2 separate regions of the Mus musculus genome follow, and region 1 is linked to region 2. A link is a loop called in an ENCODE intact Hi-C map of the cell type or tissue named here. Cell type or tissue: left cerebral cortex. All regions are shown on one strand. Each heading gives the region's core, and the rest is flanking DNA. Links, peaks and the distances in the headings are about the cores only.

Evidence for each region. A loop is a pair of places that touch in the nucleus more often than their neighbours do. Peaks named below come from ENCODE experiments on the same cell type or tissue, not always from the same donor. Only the 100,000 strongest peaks of a DNase experiment are listed, where the experiment ranks them.
Region 1: a loop joins it to region 2, with 3 times the contacts of the local background. A loop is called at or near these places in 2 of 42 quality-filtered maps.

Annotation. Positions count from the first base shown.
Region 1 is chr2:29,709,533-29,717,924 of GRCm38, reverse strand. It overlaps Rapgef1 (Rap guanine nucleotide exchange factor (GEF) 1), which reads right to left. Exons shown (of 26, transcript NM_001039087.1): 12 at 7,617-7,772. Among named protein-coding and RNA genes, the nearest start is that of Gm13420, 38 kb to the left of the region's middle. In left cerebral cortex, for the core only: a CTCF peak has its summit at 660 (motif pointing right); DNase peaks (open chromatin) are centred at 1,873, 3,574, 5,716, 6,278 and 2 more places; H3K27ac peaks cover 3,322 bases.
Region 2 is chr2:29,640,892-29,649,283 of GRCm38, reverse strand. The region is part of intron 1 of Rapgef1 (Rap guanine nucleotide exchange factor (GEF) 1); the gene reads right to left. Among named protein-coding and RNA genes, the nearest start is that of Rapgef1, 25 kb to the right of the region's middle. In left cerebral cortex, for the core only: a CTCF peak has its summit at 5,691; DNase peaks (open chromatin) are centred at 1,246, 2,519, 3,360 and 3,999; H3K27ac peaks cover 3,135 bases.

The sequences.
Region 1 (8,392 bases), core at 219-8,218, 69 kb before region 2:
CTGTCCTTCTCTACCCCGTAACAGCGGGGGGGGGGGGGTTCTGCACAGGAGGCAACACAACTGGCTGGATCAAGAGATGTTTAGAAAATAATTTACCATAATTTAAAAAAGAACTTAAAACTGCATGCATTTACTTCTCTGTGTGTATGAGTGTGCTGCCACTGTGCGTGTTTGGAGGTCGGAACTGGTTTCTCCTTCTCACATGGGCCCTGGGGATGCAAATCAGGTTGTCAGCCTTGCACCTTTATCTGCTGAGCCATCTTGTTTTCTGAGGTGGAGGGATGGGGAGCTCACTATACAGTCTTCAATGGCCTGGAACTCACTATGCACACTAGGCCTGTCTGGAACTCACAGAGATCTGCCTGCCTCTGCCTCCCAAGTGCTAGAATAAAGGTGTGAGCCACCATGCCTGGCTACTACTGAGCTATCTTGTCAGCCACCAGTGGTGTAATTTTCCTTTTGAAACAGGGTCTGGCTATGTAGGCCAGTCTGGCCTCAAACCTGTAATCTTGTCTCAGTCTCATGAGTGCAGCTGTGTACCACTACACCTGGATATTGGTTTTATGTACTCACTTAAATATTTATCTTAAACAGTTTCTTTTTTTTTTTTGGTTTATTTTTGATTTATTTTATATGTATGAGTGTTTGCCTGCAGGGCCAGGAGAGGGCGTTGGATTCCCTGGAGCTATGGACAGTGGTGAGCCACCATGTGGATATTGGGATTCCAACCCAGGTATTTTGCAAAAGCAACAAGTATTCTAACTGCTGAGCCACCTCTCCAGCTGCTGTTTTATTTCTTGAGAGGATCCTTTGATGATAAGTTGCTCAGGCTGGGCTGACGGGTGTCACACATTGTCTGATGTTATTATTAATTAAGGTGTGCAGACCACTGCCAGGCCTGTACCACAGCAGCTCAGCTGTGAGTGGGATGACTCAATGGACAGGAAGAGGCTGGAGCAGTGTGTCTGGGACAGGGGCCTGGGTTCCCCTCCCTTCCAGCCCCTGCTCCTAGATTCCTCAGGCATTCCAGCTATGCAGTCGTGCTGGGACAAGAGCCAAACTTGAAAAGTACCTTTGCAAGGGTGGGAGGAGCCGGGGAAGGTTCTCCAATCACCATAAAGCACCGCTGCTCTGGGCTGCTCTGGGTGGCTGTTTCCACAGGCCCTGGCTGTCAGACCCTCCAGGGTCACGCTCATCCCCGGGGTTGGGAGAAGGGCACAGATGGTCACCTCACAGCCCCAAAGCAGCCTCCAGTCTATTTTTGGATCTGGGGAGTGTTTGGTTTGGTTTTGAGATCCCTGTGCAGCAAAAATTTGTATTTATAGCCTGAGAGATGCTGTTTGGGTTGGGGACTCTGGGGAAAGATGGTAGTGGTGGCAGAGTAAGTACCAGGAGAGAGGCACTGGTTCCAGTGTCAGGCAGGGGATCTGCCAGGGACACTGAGGCTGGCCGGGGCAGTGATGCTCAGAGTGCTGTGGTGGGTCATCTCATTACACGGACAGGAAGTGCTGCTGCAATCTTTCTGACTGAAGGAACAGAGGCCCACCTCCTTAACACCCTGTGATGGGGTGGCCTGTATCACACTTGGATCTGAGAAACGCCCTCCCCTGTCTGTCCTGATCTGACTCGGGGGAGGGGTGTCCTCAGCAGAGCACTATTCTGATGCTGGTCGAGCAAGCGAGGGATGGATACAGAGAGCAGAGCCCTAACTGTTAGGCAGGAAAGATGGAAACAGAGTTGGCTCTTCTGAAAAGATATGCCTGGACGAACAACCCATTTTTGGAGTAAAAAAGATAGTGAAGACTGACAGGCAACCTCTGTTTGCTTGAAGCTAATTCATTAAAGGCAGAGCCGCCTGATGTTGGCCAAGCTTCAGTGAGACTGACTTTCTCTGTTAACGCTGGCATAGAGTTGCCAGGGGATGGGGCCTGTGCTGTCTTGGCAGCTTATTTCTCAGCTACTCTGTTTCATTCCTCTGGTGGCCAGGCTGCTAGGGTGGGAGGGGTGGCCTGCACATCAGTACTGAGAATCTGACCCAGCCTGCAGCTCCCAGGTGGATGACAGCAAGAGGACGGTGTGTGTTGACTGTGAGGGAAGCCTCTAGAGACAGGCCATCCCTGCATGGAACAGCCTCAGGATGGCTAAGTTTTGGATATTCTTAGGAATATGGATATGAGCTGGGTAGTGGTGATGGTGGTGGCACACACCTTTATTCCCAGCACTTGAGAGGCAGAGACAAGCGGATCTTTTGAGTTTGAGGCCAGTCTGGTCTACAGAATGAGTTGCTTGGCAGCCAGGGCTACACAGAGAAACCCTGTCTCAAACAAAACAAAACAAAACAAAAAAGGAAATATGGATAAGCCACCACATTGCTTTTTCAAAAGGCCACTAAACACAGTCACAGGAAGTTACTTTCATGACTTGGACTCTCCCTAGGTGCTGTGCTCAGTACTGGCCCTGGCACCAGAGTACCAGCCTTTATCATGGTGGCTGGCAGCAGCAGGCTAGGTATGTAGTCAAGCTTTAAAGCTCCCAATGGTTGCCTGGGGAGACAGCTATGGTCCTTTGGGGTGGGATGTGACCATGCCCAGGGGGTAGGGCAGGGAGGGTCCTGGGTAACACTGCTCTCACTCCCCCTTTGTCTCTTGTCTTTCCCCTGCTCCCCTCATCCCATTTGCCAATGCCTACTTTTGGGCTGTCTTATCTAGGGGCAGCTCTCTTGCTTGAGGCTCTTCTGCTAATCACAAGAACTACATTTTGCAAATGACAAATGCAGGGTTTCAAAGCCAAGTGGTAGACTCAGAGGCAGATGCCTGTGTCACAGGCCTTTGTTCCTGTTGGAGAGTCACTTCTGCAAGGCCAGCCTAGAGGCAGTTCTGATCAGCTACACTGCATCTCAGTATTTGTCTGGCCACATAATAGCTCATAAGCCTAACGTACTCTTCATGATGGATCTGGGCCTATCCCCGGCTCAAGCTTGACACTAGGAGCAGATGACTTCGCTTTTTTGCCTTGGTGTCTCCATATCCTGGGTGGGAAAAATACTCAATCACAGACTTGTAAGAAAGGTCCTGGACAAGTGTCAGGCACTATGACAAGGGCAGAAAGGCAAGAGCCACCTGTGGAGCAGTGCCCTTGGGGGTTATGTCACCACATGGCCTTCCTGGAAGCTGGACTCTGGTGTCAGATGGAGCAGGGTGCTAGAGCAATATTCTTGTGTCTTGGGCTGGTCCCAGAGCCCTGATGGGCAGAGGACAACAGCAAGCCTAGAATTCTAGTGGGCTGTGTGTGTGGCTATTTCTGAAGCAGAGTTTGTGAAGGCCCAAAGGCAAGGAACACTGACTTCTGGCCCCTTGTCGTCTCCAGCATGGTGAAGCAGCCTTGTCCTGCCCCTGCCTTCCCTCAGCTGGAAATGTATATACTGGGGCTCTCTGCAGGGGGAGAAGCATGGGAGGTGCTGCTGTACAGGGTCCAGTCTGTCTGTGCGCTCAAGCTGAGCAGGCCTGCAGCAGCCTGGGCTTTCCATAAGCATACGGTGAGTTATCATGGTTTATTTCAAGGGCTGTCTGGAGCGGCAGAAGACCATGTGGGTGTTGTCCTGGTGCTGCAGGGATGGAACATTTCACCACAGAAGTAGGGCATTGGTGGAGCAAAGCAGAGCATGACAGAGGCAGCAGAGGGAGAACTGTCCCAGCTCCAGGTGAAAGACTTTGCTGCAGTGCAAGGACTCGGGGGCTGTGTAGATGATGAACGTGGGGTACACAGGATGTTTGTGGAGCCACACACAGACCAGAAGAGAACAAACAGTAAGGCCAGTCAGGAGAGGACATTCACTCACCACCTGCTACACACTGGCTTAGAACTCAGGGTCTGCATAAAAGTAGCTAGGAAGCCAGGCGCTGGTGGTGCACGACTTTAATCCCAGCACTCAGGAGGCAGAGGCAGGTGGATTTCTGAGTTCGAGGCCAGCCTGGTCTACAAAGTGAGTTCCAGGACAGTCAGGGCTACACAGAGAAACCCTGTCTCGAAAAACCAAAAAAAAAAAAAAAAAAAAAGTAGCTAGGGACCTGGGACATGTGCTGGCAAAGTCCAGGCAGGAGACAGCGGTCTATAAAGTGGCTTTTCACAGAACAGGTACTTCCTCCCCCATAAGGGAAACCCTCCTGATGCTAACAATGCAGGGAATCTTTCATGGAAACCCAGGAATTCAGGCAAGCCCAGGAAACAAGGAAGTGGCCCTGAGCAACACCTCTCTGGCCCTGGCCTACAGGGCTTTACCCCCCCACCACACCCCACATCCCTTCCTCTCCTGTGTGTGATCTGGCTTTGCTTAGGCCAAGATGGCATGGACTGAGTGAAGGTGACTGGAGCAAAGCCAAGCTGCCTGAGCCTGTCTTCATCCTCCTGCCCACCCTACTACCCTACTCTCTCTCGCCTTTGGTTCAGGCTTGGTTTTTAGAGGTGGTATGCCCATGGTATCTGTGGTAGCTTTTGAGTGAATTTTCAGAGATAGCTCATGGCCAGGAGAGACATGGGCACACTGGTGGAATTAAGGGCCAGTCCTAAATCTCAGGAGGAGGCTCCGGCTGCATTTCTGGCCACAGCACAGAAGCCAAATGTTTATATGAGACCTAGGTCTTCTGAAGGGCACATGTGTGATGCCTCAAAGCCTGGATCTAGCAGCTCAGAGAAAGAAAGGATTGTCTGGGCCCAGAACGAGATAGCAGCTGCTGTACAGCCCTTTTCAAACACTGGGGTCCATGGCGATGGACACTTAGCTTTCTTTTTTTGGTAGGGGTGGGTGGGTGAGGGATTCAAGACAGGGTTTCTCTGTGTAGCCAGCCCCGGGTGTCCTAGAACTTGCTCTGCAGACCATGCTGGCTTGAGCTCATAGAGAGCTACCTGCCTTTTCCTCTGGAATACTAGGATTAAAGGCGAACATTACCACAACCAGGCTACATTTAGCTTTCATATTTCAAAGATTTTTGTTTTAAGTCATAAGCATCGTTACAGGCACTTAAACATACCCTCTAAAAGTGGAATCAGCTAGCTATTTTGCTTATCCAGCATCCCAACAGGTCTCTTGGTGGCAGCATTTGGAATGGGTGGAATGGGTGCTAGTAAAGAAAGGCTGCCCAGGACACTCTAGGGGATGGGAGAGGCGGTTCTCTACCGCCCACTCCACAGTATACACAGGGAGTGACCACCCTTGTGACCATCAAGAGTCTGGATGCTGTCACTACTGCTCAAGGGCAGTGTACATATCGACCCAACTCATATTGTTCAGGACAGCTGGGACACAGGTGTGGGGAGCTGGGAGGAAAGAGGTGCAGTTCCAGAACTGGGCGATAATGAAGACACCCCAAGCAGCCCACAGGGCGGCAGAACCTGGAAAGAACAGGAAGAAGTGCCTGGTACAGCATCCGAAGGCTCGAGTAGCTCGGGGTGTCACTCACACCTTGCTTTAGCCAGTCCCTCAGCTTATCTGACTGTCCCTACTGATTGTATGTGATCCTCCCTTTTCATCCTTACAGCTAACCCACTCCTATTCTGATCGCACTGTGGAATCCCATGTCTAAGCTCCTCTTAGAATTACCCAGAGACTGTGTAGAGCTGGCAAGACACTAAATCACGGCATGGGGTTCGACCTATCAGCTGACACACACTGCAAGCACGGTTCCGGAGACTCTTTCCTTTCACTGAAATATCCTATCCTTTTAGCAGGGATTCTTTCCTGGAGCTGGAGCTAAGAATACAGAGTCACAAACGTAAGATGCCTCAACATTCCACAGAAGTGACACACTCAGACCCAAACCTAAGGAAACGCCCTTGTCTGCAATTCTATAGCATACAGCCCAGTTCATCCACAGTCCTCTGCTAACAGCTCAGAAGGAATGAGGAGAAATTCCTAGGGGTGTGTGTGTTTGTGTGTATTAACAGTCAAGGACCAGGACTGCCTGAAACCAAGCTTTGCAAGGTCCGTGGAGGGAGCTTGCTAGAGGTGCCTTCTGGGGAAGAGGTGATCTGTGTGGTAGGGCAGAGGTGACTCAGACTGTCCCATATACCCAGCACTGCGGAGAGCCACGAGAAGGGAGGCTCCACCCTTACAAGGTTCTCCTGAAGGTCCTGGGCACTGAACTGCAAACCCTAGACAAAGGTGGACATCAGACAAGTGCCAAGCTGGTCCCCTACCCAAGCCTTTCCCGGGTGGCTGAAGTCAGTGCCACGCTCCCGAGCACAGGAGAAGCAGCAGTGCAGTGCCAGCTTCTCTGCTTCCCACGCATATGGTGCTTCCTTCCCATGGCTTGATTCAATTCCCTCAATCACACTGTGACCTCAAGAAGACTCCGAGGCCCAGGGAGAAGTCAGTACCTGAGCCCGAGCTGCTTCCAGGGAGTGAACTTGGCTCCATTCTTTTCCCTCTGGGCCTCAGTTGGGATCACAGGAATAAAGGTGGCTGCTTTGGCTCTGGGGCAAATGCAGAGTCCAGAAAGCCAGGCCTCCTTTTGTGTCACTACTGAGCTGTCTACAGACTGATGTAGCCCTCTCCATTGTCCTGTGTCAGTGGCAGGCAGTCCTCCCCTCAGGAGCAGGGTTCCCCCCCCCCCCAAACAGTGATCCTTGTGGTCCCACTGAGTGGCTGTCACGTTGACCCTGAGTCAGGACACCTGACACTTTTCCATTTGTTGCCTGCCAGCTGCTACAACAACAAACCTAGACCAGCCTGACACTGGTGACAAAATAGCCCAACTGTCCTAGCTCCCAAAGATGCTTGCCTGGGCAGATTCATATACCATCCTCCTAACTTGAGTCCCGAGCACAAACAAAGGGCTACTGCTTTAAGCCACAGGGCCTCGGGGCTGTGGGGTAAGCAAAAGCACCCAACCACCACCCAGCCCCATCGGGTTACCTGCTCCTCTCTGTCCTGCTTCCTAGATAAGGGTTGTCCCCCCCCCCTTTTTTTTTCCATTTTTTATTAGGTATTTAGCTCATTTACATTTCCAATGCTATAGCAAAAGTCCCCCATACCCACCCACCCATAATGGGTGGATATTAGCCCAGAAACTTAGGATACCCAAGATATAAGATACAATTTGCTAAACACATTAAACTCAAGAGAACGAAGACCACAGTGTGGACACTTTGCTCCTTCTTAGAATAGGAAACAAAACACCCATGGAAGGAGTTACAGTGACAAAATTTGGAAGTGTGACGAAAGGATGGACCATCTAGTGATTGCCATATCCAGAGATCCATCCCATGATCAGCTTCCAAACGCTGACACCATTGCATATACTAGCAAGATTTTGCTGAAAGGGTTGTCCCCTTTTAAGTGCAGACACAGGCCCCTGGGAGAGCAGAACACAACAGCAGAAGTGGCTGTGCTCCGTGCCAGTGTCATGCTCCAGACAGAGCAGCCCACACCTCACTCCCGGACCCCTAACCACAGCCCCCAAGGCCCAGGGAAGCAAGTACTCTGATCCCTTCCGCAGCAGGCACACAGGGTCTGTGGAAGGACAGCACTGGTGACAGGCAGCAGCAGCAGCATCCAGGAACACAGGCTTCAAGCACTAACTTCACGAGTTTCCAAGTGAGGAAGAGCAGGGGAGACTCACCGAGGGCACAGGCAAGCTGCCGTGCCGGTTGAGAAAGGAGTTAGACACGGATACACTGAGGCCCTGAGCGGCACTGCCGTCCTCGGGGGTGAAGGCCACTTTAGTTTGCTGGACACAGTAGGAGACAGAGAAGGAAGAAGCAGCATAGGAGGCCTGCTGGGCGGAGGGCAAAATAGAAGGCAGGGAGGAGGAGAAAGCAGAGAATGGTCAGCACAGGCAGTATAGATGTGGACTAACTAATACTGCGGAGGGGTGTCCCCCGAGAGATGGCTGCCTGGCTCCACCAAAGGCTGACTAAATGAGAGGCCCTGCTATTCCGTCTTACTGCAGATTGCAATGCCAACCTTCAGAGGACAAGTGGGCTCAAGTCACACAGACTGACCTGACCCTGAGCTCTTTTTTTTTTTTTTTTTTAAAGACTTGTTTTTGTTTTGTTTTTGTTTTTATTTTTTCGAGACAGGGTTTCTCTGTGTAGCCCTGGCTGTCCTGAAACTCACTCTGTAGACCAGGCTAGCCTTGAACTCAGAAATCTGCCTGCCTCTGCCTCCCAAGTGCTAGGATTAAAGGCATGTGCCACCACCGCCCGGCTAAAGATTTATTTATTATTATATGTAAGTATACTGTAGCTGTCTTCAGATATATTAGAAGAGGGCCACCATTATGGATGGTTGTGAGCCACCATGTGGTTGCTGGGATTTGAACTCAGGACCTTTGGAAAAGCAGTCAGTACTCTTAAACACTGAGCCATCTCTCTAGCCCACCCTGAGCACTTCAGA
Region 2 (8,392 bases), core at 102-8,101:
CTGCTGAATAAAAGATCCAACTTATAGAAGGCTGGAGTTACACGCCAACTGTGTACAAAAAGAACCCATCTCGAATGTCAATCCTTTGGTACCACACCTGGCACACAGGAAGCCACTGGCATTGCCTAATACCATATCCCAGCTGTTACTGGTCACTGCTACACATGCTACAGTGCTGTGTTACATATGGTACATGTGACATATGCTATACATTGTATTTTATAGACATTCACACTCTCCATGTAAACTGTTTTATATGTTATAGAACATTTACACATATATCATGTTAAATATGAAGCATATGATATACAATGTACTGTTTCCTATTAGTACTGCATACATTGTCCCAACCCTGTTATAACATTAGTAACAAAAGATACAAGCTATAAGACTTCACATCCCACCTGGTTCTTCCATTGTTAAAATTAGATAATTATTTTAGATTATTTTACCCTCCTGGTCTAAGGCATGTGATTTCTAAAGTATCCTATGTAACCTTCTGTTTTAAAAGGTTTCCTCTCATCCTGAACCTTCTTGTGATATTACCACACATGGCTTTCACCCTCGCTCTGACCCTTCCTCATCCATCACATTTAGTCACATTCTGAGGTACTACATGAGTTGGCTAATTAAGAGCACCTTGACCATTTATTATGATGCATTTATTTATAGGCCAGGTCTCATTATGTTGCCCAGGTTGGCCTTCTCAAGACCCTCCTGCCTCAGCATTCTGTATGGATTACTGTATGGTTATTATACATATAACCACACCTTGCTCTGTTTATCTGCGGTGCAGAGCTGGTGTCTCATCACTTAGAAGCAGTTAGGAAAAGGACCATTTGGGTTGTTTGCCCCTCCACATCTCCAGACCCAGCAGTTGGCCCAGCATTAACAATGTAGGGACTCTTTGACTCATTCTACATCTTCAACAGGAGAAAAAATTTTAATCATCAATACTCTTTGGAAGATAGAAAATAAAAGGTAATGGCAATAAATGTGCATCCTTAAACAAACCAAAGCAACCAAGAAAAGTCCAAAGCAAAGCAGAACACTGTAAGCCGCAGCTTCATCTCACTGCTGCTGCCAGCCCTGGATGGTCTCTCCTCAGATGACCCGTCACTGTGGCACTACAAGTACAGCTGACATTTTCGAGAAATCTCCAAACAGATGGGACATGGGTGCTGATGAGCTGCTGACCAACTGGGGAATTTATGTCTCACGTGGGAGAACACGAACAGATGCCTCTCCTTTGAGAAACAGCACGGCGAGATCCTCAAAGCTATTCCTATGTTCCTGGCTTGGGAATGTGATGGTGGGAGCTTATCCTAAGGAAACCATCCAGCAGCATCACCCAGCTCTGGTCCTGGAGCTCCTCAATGCTGCCCCATCTGCAGCTGCCAAAACGGCAGCTTCTGTACTCAACAGCAGATGGCTAATTTAAAACAGTGTGCAACATTAACATGATAGCATGCCACCACCACTACATAGCTATGGGGTCACACAGAAGCCTGACATCTGAGGGGGAAATTACACACACATGCTTGTGCCTATGGAAAACCGTGGGTGTGTGCATGTGCAAGGCTCTGGAAAACAACAGCAGCAACTAAGGCTTCTGTCCTCTTATAAGGTTTTAGGTCCTGTAGGAACTCAGTAGTGTTTTTTCTGTATTTTACCATGGTTCCCACTGTTTTCCTTAATAATGTAGTATCAAGGGTGATGGTCCGGGGTTCCCACCAGCACCAGGAGATGTGCAGGATAACAAATAATGTAAGATTATTTCATCTAAAGTAAAAGGCACACTCTCTGTATTTGACCCGCAATGAGAATTCAACCCTGACATTCTAGTTCAAAGTTATGCTCTTAACCACTGTGTAACTGGAAAAACAAAAACGAAAACAGTAGCTGCTAAGGGAAAATTGAGTCTCTTGGGTAGTATGACAGCATACTGTGAGACTGCACCATAAACAATGATGAGAAGGGCACAGGGACAATAGGACTAACCCAAAGGGTCCTTTAAGAATGTCATCATATCTTCCCTTTGAGAGGACACTGGTAGAGAATTATTCAAATTCACATAGCTCTGTGAGACGATGGCTCTGCAAGAGAGTCAACCTAAGTTCTATGCCCATGGACCCAGTAAACGCAGGGCTCTTTCCAGTGAGCAATAATTACAAGCATTTCTGACAAGCAGTATGCATTTATTAAAGCTATTGCACACTATAAGGGCCTCCCTCATTGCTCATTTCCCTTAGACCAGGAAGCAGGCCTGCGAACGTAAAGCTCGATCAGTGGTCAGAGTAAGGCTCTGAGCCTTGCTATGTTCTGGATGGACATTTATGACTTGGGGCATGGATATCCAGCTTCACCAGCTGCCTCTCCACTGTGTGTGCAGGTCTAACACCTCTGCTGGCTGCAATCCAAACCTCTCAGTCCAGCCCTGCTGTGATGACAGTCAGTCTCCCCACTAGCCAATCACCAGAGTCTACCTTCTGGCTGCCCAGTTCTTTCCCAGCACAGCAGCCCCACGTAACTAACCTATGAGCTGAAGCTTTTCACAGCCAGCCCTTCCTCAGAGGCTGCCACCCACACTGTGTGCAAACATGTACATCACTAGCATCTCCATTCATCAGGCTGGTGGCACTGGCTGCTGGGATTTTAGGAAGAAGGTGGGGTGGAGAGATCATTCAGTAGTTAAGAGTACTGGCTGTTTTTCCAGAGGACCTGGTTTAATTCCCAGCACCCACATGGTGACTTGCAATAACAACTCAACTTGCAATTGCTGCTGTATCTGTCCACATGACAATTCCCAGAGCCAATATGAGACAGGAAGAGTCTGAAGGGCAGCAGAGAGTCAGGGCACTCAAATACCATTACACCACTTCAGTTTTCCAACTTCCCAGCCCACAAACTGATCAGAAGGGCAGATAGGATTTCTTTTCAGACTTCAGAATGCAGCAAGGCTTGACCCTCAGACATCATCCTTGGCTCTAGGCAAAGGGTCTGCTCAGAGTATCAGCCATCACAGGATACTAAGTGTCAGAAACTCCTTGGGCTATCCCAACTGCAGCCAATGTGGACACTGGATTTCCATCCATTCACCCATTCCCTAGTGTGTCAGAGAGACCCCAATCGTGTGGCTGGCCTGAAGCCACCATGCATTCACCAGGAAGGATGTCATCACCTCACTGAAAGGGGACTGGAAATGGCCCTGAGGTCAGGTCCAGAAAGGCTTTAGACTGAGAGGACAAACTTGGTTCCAGGTGTACCCTGATAAACCAACCCTGCCTCTGGGGAAAGAAGAGTTGGAAAGCACAGGTCACAGTGGCTCTGCTTATATCCCCACCCACTTGAACATTCTGTCAGCTATGGCCCTACAGCTGCTTCCATTTCAGTGAATAAGCACAACCAACCAACTCTCAAAACTTTCTGTAATTATTTCCAACGAAAACTTAACTAGTTATGCAAACCTAGCTGTTGCTTGCTTTTATTTTAAACATGCAAAAACACACTGAGGAGGGCTGAGGTGCAGCTCAGTGGTAAAGCGCTTGCCTAGTATGGGCCATGTGTTGTCAGCACTGTTAAGCATAACAAGTGTACCTCGGATCCAACACCTGACCCTGCTGTGTTGAGATTTCCCCTATTTTTTCTTTTTTAAGACTTATTTACTTTATGCATGTGAGTACACTGTCTTCATACCAGAAGAGGGCATCGGATTTCATTAAGATGGTTGTAAGCCACCATGTGGTTGCTAGGAATTGAACTCAGGACCTCTGGAAGAGCAGTCAGTGCTCTTAACCACTGAGCCATCCCCCCCCCCCCCACCACCTCACTTTCAATTGCATCATTCTGCTGAAACGTGTCAGGGTAATTATAGTCAGCACAGCTCTTCAAACACTCCAGTTTGACTATGCAAAACCAAGACTGTTTTCCCACATTGCCCAGTGCCAAGAGAAGTAGGGACAAGGACTGAGGGTGCAGCTCAGAAGCAGGGAGTTGATTAGCTTGACCCAAGAGCTGGATTCAATATCCAGCACCAAAGAAAGATGAGTTCCAGAACGAGCCCCTCCCCATTTCCTATTCCATTTTGTTAAGCTGGAGTCCACTGGAGCAGCACTCAGGAGCAGTTCTTCACAGAAGCAGCAGATGCTAGACAGATAAGGGAGATTCCGAAAGGCTGAACTAACTAACACACTAACATCCTACCTGGTTTCCCTTTTAAGCTGAAAAACTTTCTATGCTCTAGCTCCAACAGTTGCTGTTAAGATCCCAGCCATTTCTTTCCCGTTGCTTCTCCATTCACAAGCACACACTTAGACATACGTTACAGTGGATTGCCAACCACACTTCAAGTCCGACTGCAGGGTTAGACAAGACCTGGACAGATGGATGGGTGTGATGCACATCTGCAATCCCAGCACTGGGGAGGCCGAAAACCTGATGAGACAGAAAACTCAGGACCAATACAGACAGGTTGAACAGTGAGATCCTGTCCCCAAGTCCTGCAGGTGCCACGTCTGGCACACCTGCCAGCTTTCAGGCTAATGGGTCAGCAATACTAACACAGGTGTCTGAGACAGAGCTGTCCTGTGTCGCTAAGGCAGGGTAAGGGACCCCAGACTCCTCCCCTCTGAGCTGAGAGTTAGGGTAGGTGTTGAGAGAGGTTTCTGCCCCCATCATGGTGTTGAAAGTAGGTATTCAGTCGGGCGTGGTGGCGCACGCCTTTGATCCCAGCACTCGGGAGGCAGAGGCAGGCGGATTTCTGAGTTCGAGACCAGCCTGGTCTACAAAGTGAGTTCTAGGACAGCCAGGGCTACAGAGAGAAACCCTGTCTCGAAAAAAACAAAAACAAAAACAAAAAAAAAAAACAAAAAAGAAAGAAAGAAAGTAGGTAATCGGGATATACACACACCCCTTTGGGAGATGATACATGTTTAAAAAGCTTTTAATAACACTCTTTACACCAAAAATATAACAAAATACTCCAATTCCTTTATATCTAAACTCTGACTTGGATTAGGTTTTAAGAATTGAACAATGTTGCCAGGTGGCTCCTAAAAGGCAGAGGCAGGTGGATCTCCATGAATTCAAATTCCAGGACAATCAGGGCTACACAAAGAAACCCTGTCTCAAACCCTCCCACCACAACCAAATAAAAACAAACAAACAAAAGAATGGTGTCAACATAGAAGCAGAAGCTCCTGAGAGCCAAACAGGTATCACAATGAGGTAATGTATGCTTCAGTCTTTAGAAAGGTGGAGTACTGAGCTCTTATCTGGAAGGTAGCAGCTCAGCTGACTTGGCTGGGCCAGGGTCCCCCCAGACAAGGCCAGCTCTAGCTGCTTATATAATGGGAGCAGAGCTTTCTTACCTTGTTTCCAGGGGCACAGATGGCTTTGTCTCAGGGGCTTCTGTTTCTCAACGGCATTGCCCATCCTAAGGCCAGCAGATCACAGCCCCTTTCCCGGCCCAGGCATCTTCACTAAATGACACTAAGAACCAAGACTCTGGCTGAAAGGGGATTCATCTCCAGGACAACCCAATGACCCAGCAGCCTCAGGCAGAGCTCCAGGAGGGCTGACACACCCTCAGGAAAGCAGGAACTCAGTCACTCTAAAACTTCTCAGCCTCCTGCCTTTCAAATTCCTTGGAGGTACTGGGAGGAAACTAGAAGAAAGGGCTGTTCCGGTCCAGCCCCACCGCCCTTTCTGGTGGGTTGCTGTAATCCACCCTATTAAGCAGCCCTTGGCTCAGCCTCCTCTGACATCACTATTCACTAGGTCAGCAAGGACTGGAGAATGGGCTGTGCTCCTGTCCTGCTGCTTTCCTGAGGGAAGAAGCAGGCAGCGGGCGATCCAGGAGCTGAAAGTCAAGATGGGTGCCGGGCGTGGTGGCACACACTTTTATCCCAGCACTCGGGAGGTAGAGGCAGGCGGATTTCTGAATTCAAGGCCAGCCTGGTCTACAAAGTGAGTTCTAGGACAGCCAGGGCTACACAGAGAAACCCTGTCTCAAAAAAAAAGAAAAAAAAAAAAGTCAAGATGGTTGCGGTGTGCAGTAAGGAAACCTGAATAGTCCCATATGTCACATCTTCTATTTAAAGTCTCATTTTCAGCCTCATAACATGGCCAGAGGAAACAGACTTAGTCTCATTAATACCGTGGCTCCAAGTGGGGAAAACCACTCAGAGGCAAGTGATAGGAGACAAAATGCCAATTCAGCCTGGAAGGTTATCCACTCCGTTTGGATAACAATTCTGCTGGAGAAGGTGGTACCTGGTTTGCTAGAAAACAAGGGCATAAAGCCTGGGGGGAAAAAAGAAGGAAAAACCAAGGCGGGTATTAGGTCTAATTTATTCCAACCCCCGCAGCAGGAGTTAGAAATGCTGCTAAGAGGCACAGGGAAAAACTGCCAGACCTAGGCCCAGCCAGAGCATCAACACCAGCTCTGCCATTGCTGTTGCCCAACTCAGCAGCCTTCATTTCCCTGTCTGCTAAGTGGACACACCACTACTCCACCTCCCCTGCTCTCTATCTGGACCAGACCCACTTAGGAAGAAGGCTTAGTACATGTTCTTCATGACTGTCTCCTAGCCTCAGACTCTAAAGCTATAGCAGGTCAGATGGAAAAGCCCCAGCTCCAGGTTAGCCAACGGTACACAGCAGACATAGTCTGAGAAGCTGGGTGACATGGCATGGAAGCAAACTGAAGAAGCCTTAAGACAACACTGCAAAAGCAGGCCCTTATAACCACAGAAAGGCTTAGAGTTCTTTACAACTCCGGAGCTGCTCCAGCTAGCCTGGGAGAATGGCCTGGCTAAATGAAGCAGGATGGGGAAGGGCCTCATTGAATCGCTCTGAGATCTTCGGTTGTTGGGTTTTCCTCCATCAATATAGAAAGCATTTCAGAAAAATCAGTCTGGCAAAACTAACTATATCCAGTTCATCTTTCCCAGGTTGCTGTAGGAATGAGAAGAAACAAGAGGATCCTGTTTCCCTCATGTACAGAGCCCCCACCTAAGTCACAGTGCACCCACACAATGGACAGGCCAAGGGTAGAAGCACACAGTGTGCAGCTCAGCAAGTGGTGGTTACCTGCTAACCCATCTGACCTTTCAATGAGCCGGAGTAACTTCATCCGTCTCTTTCTCATTAAACACCTGAACACCTTTTCTCAAGGAATTTCAGCTACAAATACACTACTTGACCTCGCTTCTTCCAGGCTATGTGAAGTTTAATAGTGTATGTTCAAAACTCTCCCATCTAAGAGGCTCTGGTTTAACACCTACACTTTAACATCTTTTACTTAGAGAAAGTCTTTTTTATTACCATTTGGCAAGTAGCTTATGCAGCTGCCCAGCAAGAAGGATCTGTCAATAAAGTGGGCTTGGCAACCCTGATGCACAGATGCAGACAAATCGGTGGAGGAATAAGCCAGTGAGGAGTCCTGCCTGCTCCCACATTAGAACAGTTAGCCACACAGAAGCTACCCTGAGCCCTCCTCTGTCCTGGTAGTAACGCATCACTACTGCTCCTCCTGGTCTAGAAAGTCACTGATGCAGACACCTGATGTGAAAGGTCCACAGGATACCTGGACCCACAGAACATGTCAGTTATAGTACTGGGCTCAAGATCTGGTGAGGTGCTTGACACAAAGCCTGACCACCTGCGTCTGACCCCAGAAACCCATGGTGGAAGGAGAGAACTCCTCAAAGTTGCCCTCTGGTTGCCACACATGCCCCATGGTGTGCTCTCTTCCGTCACAGCATATGCAGGCCCATGATCCCACACAGATACTCAATGACAACGACGATGACAACTGCAACAACAGCAAAATGTATACAGAGCTGGCCTTAGGTTCTGACTTGCTGTTTCTGAGCTGTCACTTTGGTGGCAGAATTTTCATGAGCAAATGAACCCAAGTTCCAAATAACACACCCACTGATGGCACAGCAAACAGACTTTCTCGAGAGCATGTTATTTGAGGACTTGGTGGCTTCTTCAAGCCCTGGTTTCAAGTGACTCAAGCCTGTGCTCTCTCTCCAGTGGGGCAGGGAGACAAGCTGAAGAGTCTGTGTTTAAGGGTCCCTCCTGAATTGCTGAGTCTGAGAGAGTGTACCCAGGAACATCACAAAAGGTAAATATGCTTGTCAGTCAAGACTGGCTGCCACTTCCCATGCAGGAAGCTCACAGGAGATGCTCACAGGACGAATCAAAATCCAAATGACACCTGGACATGATGGCGCCAGCCTATGATTTCAGCACTTGACAGACTAAAGGAGGGTGATCCCGTAAGTCCCAGGCCAGCTATGGCTGGAACAAGAGAAACCCTGTCTCGAATACCAAAGCAAACTAAAGTCAGTGCAGCAGAGTGGAAGGCTCTATTCACAGCCAG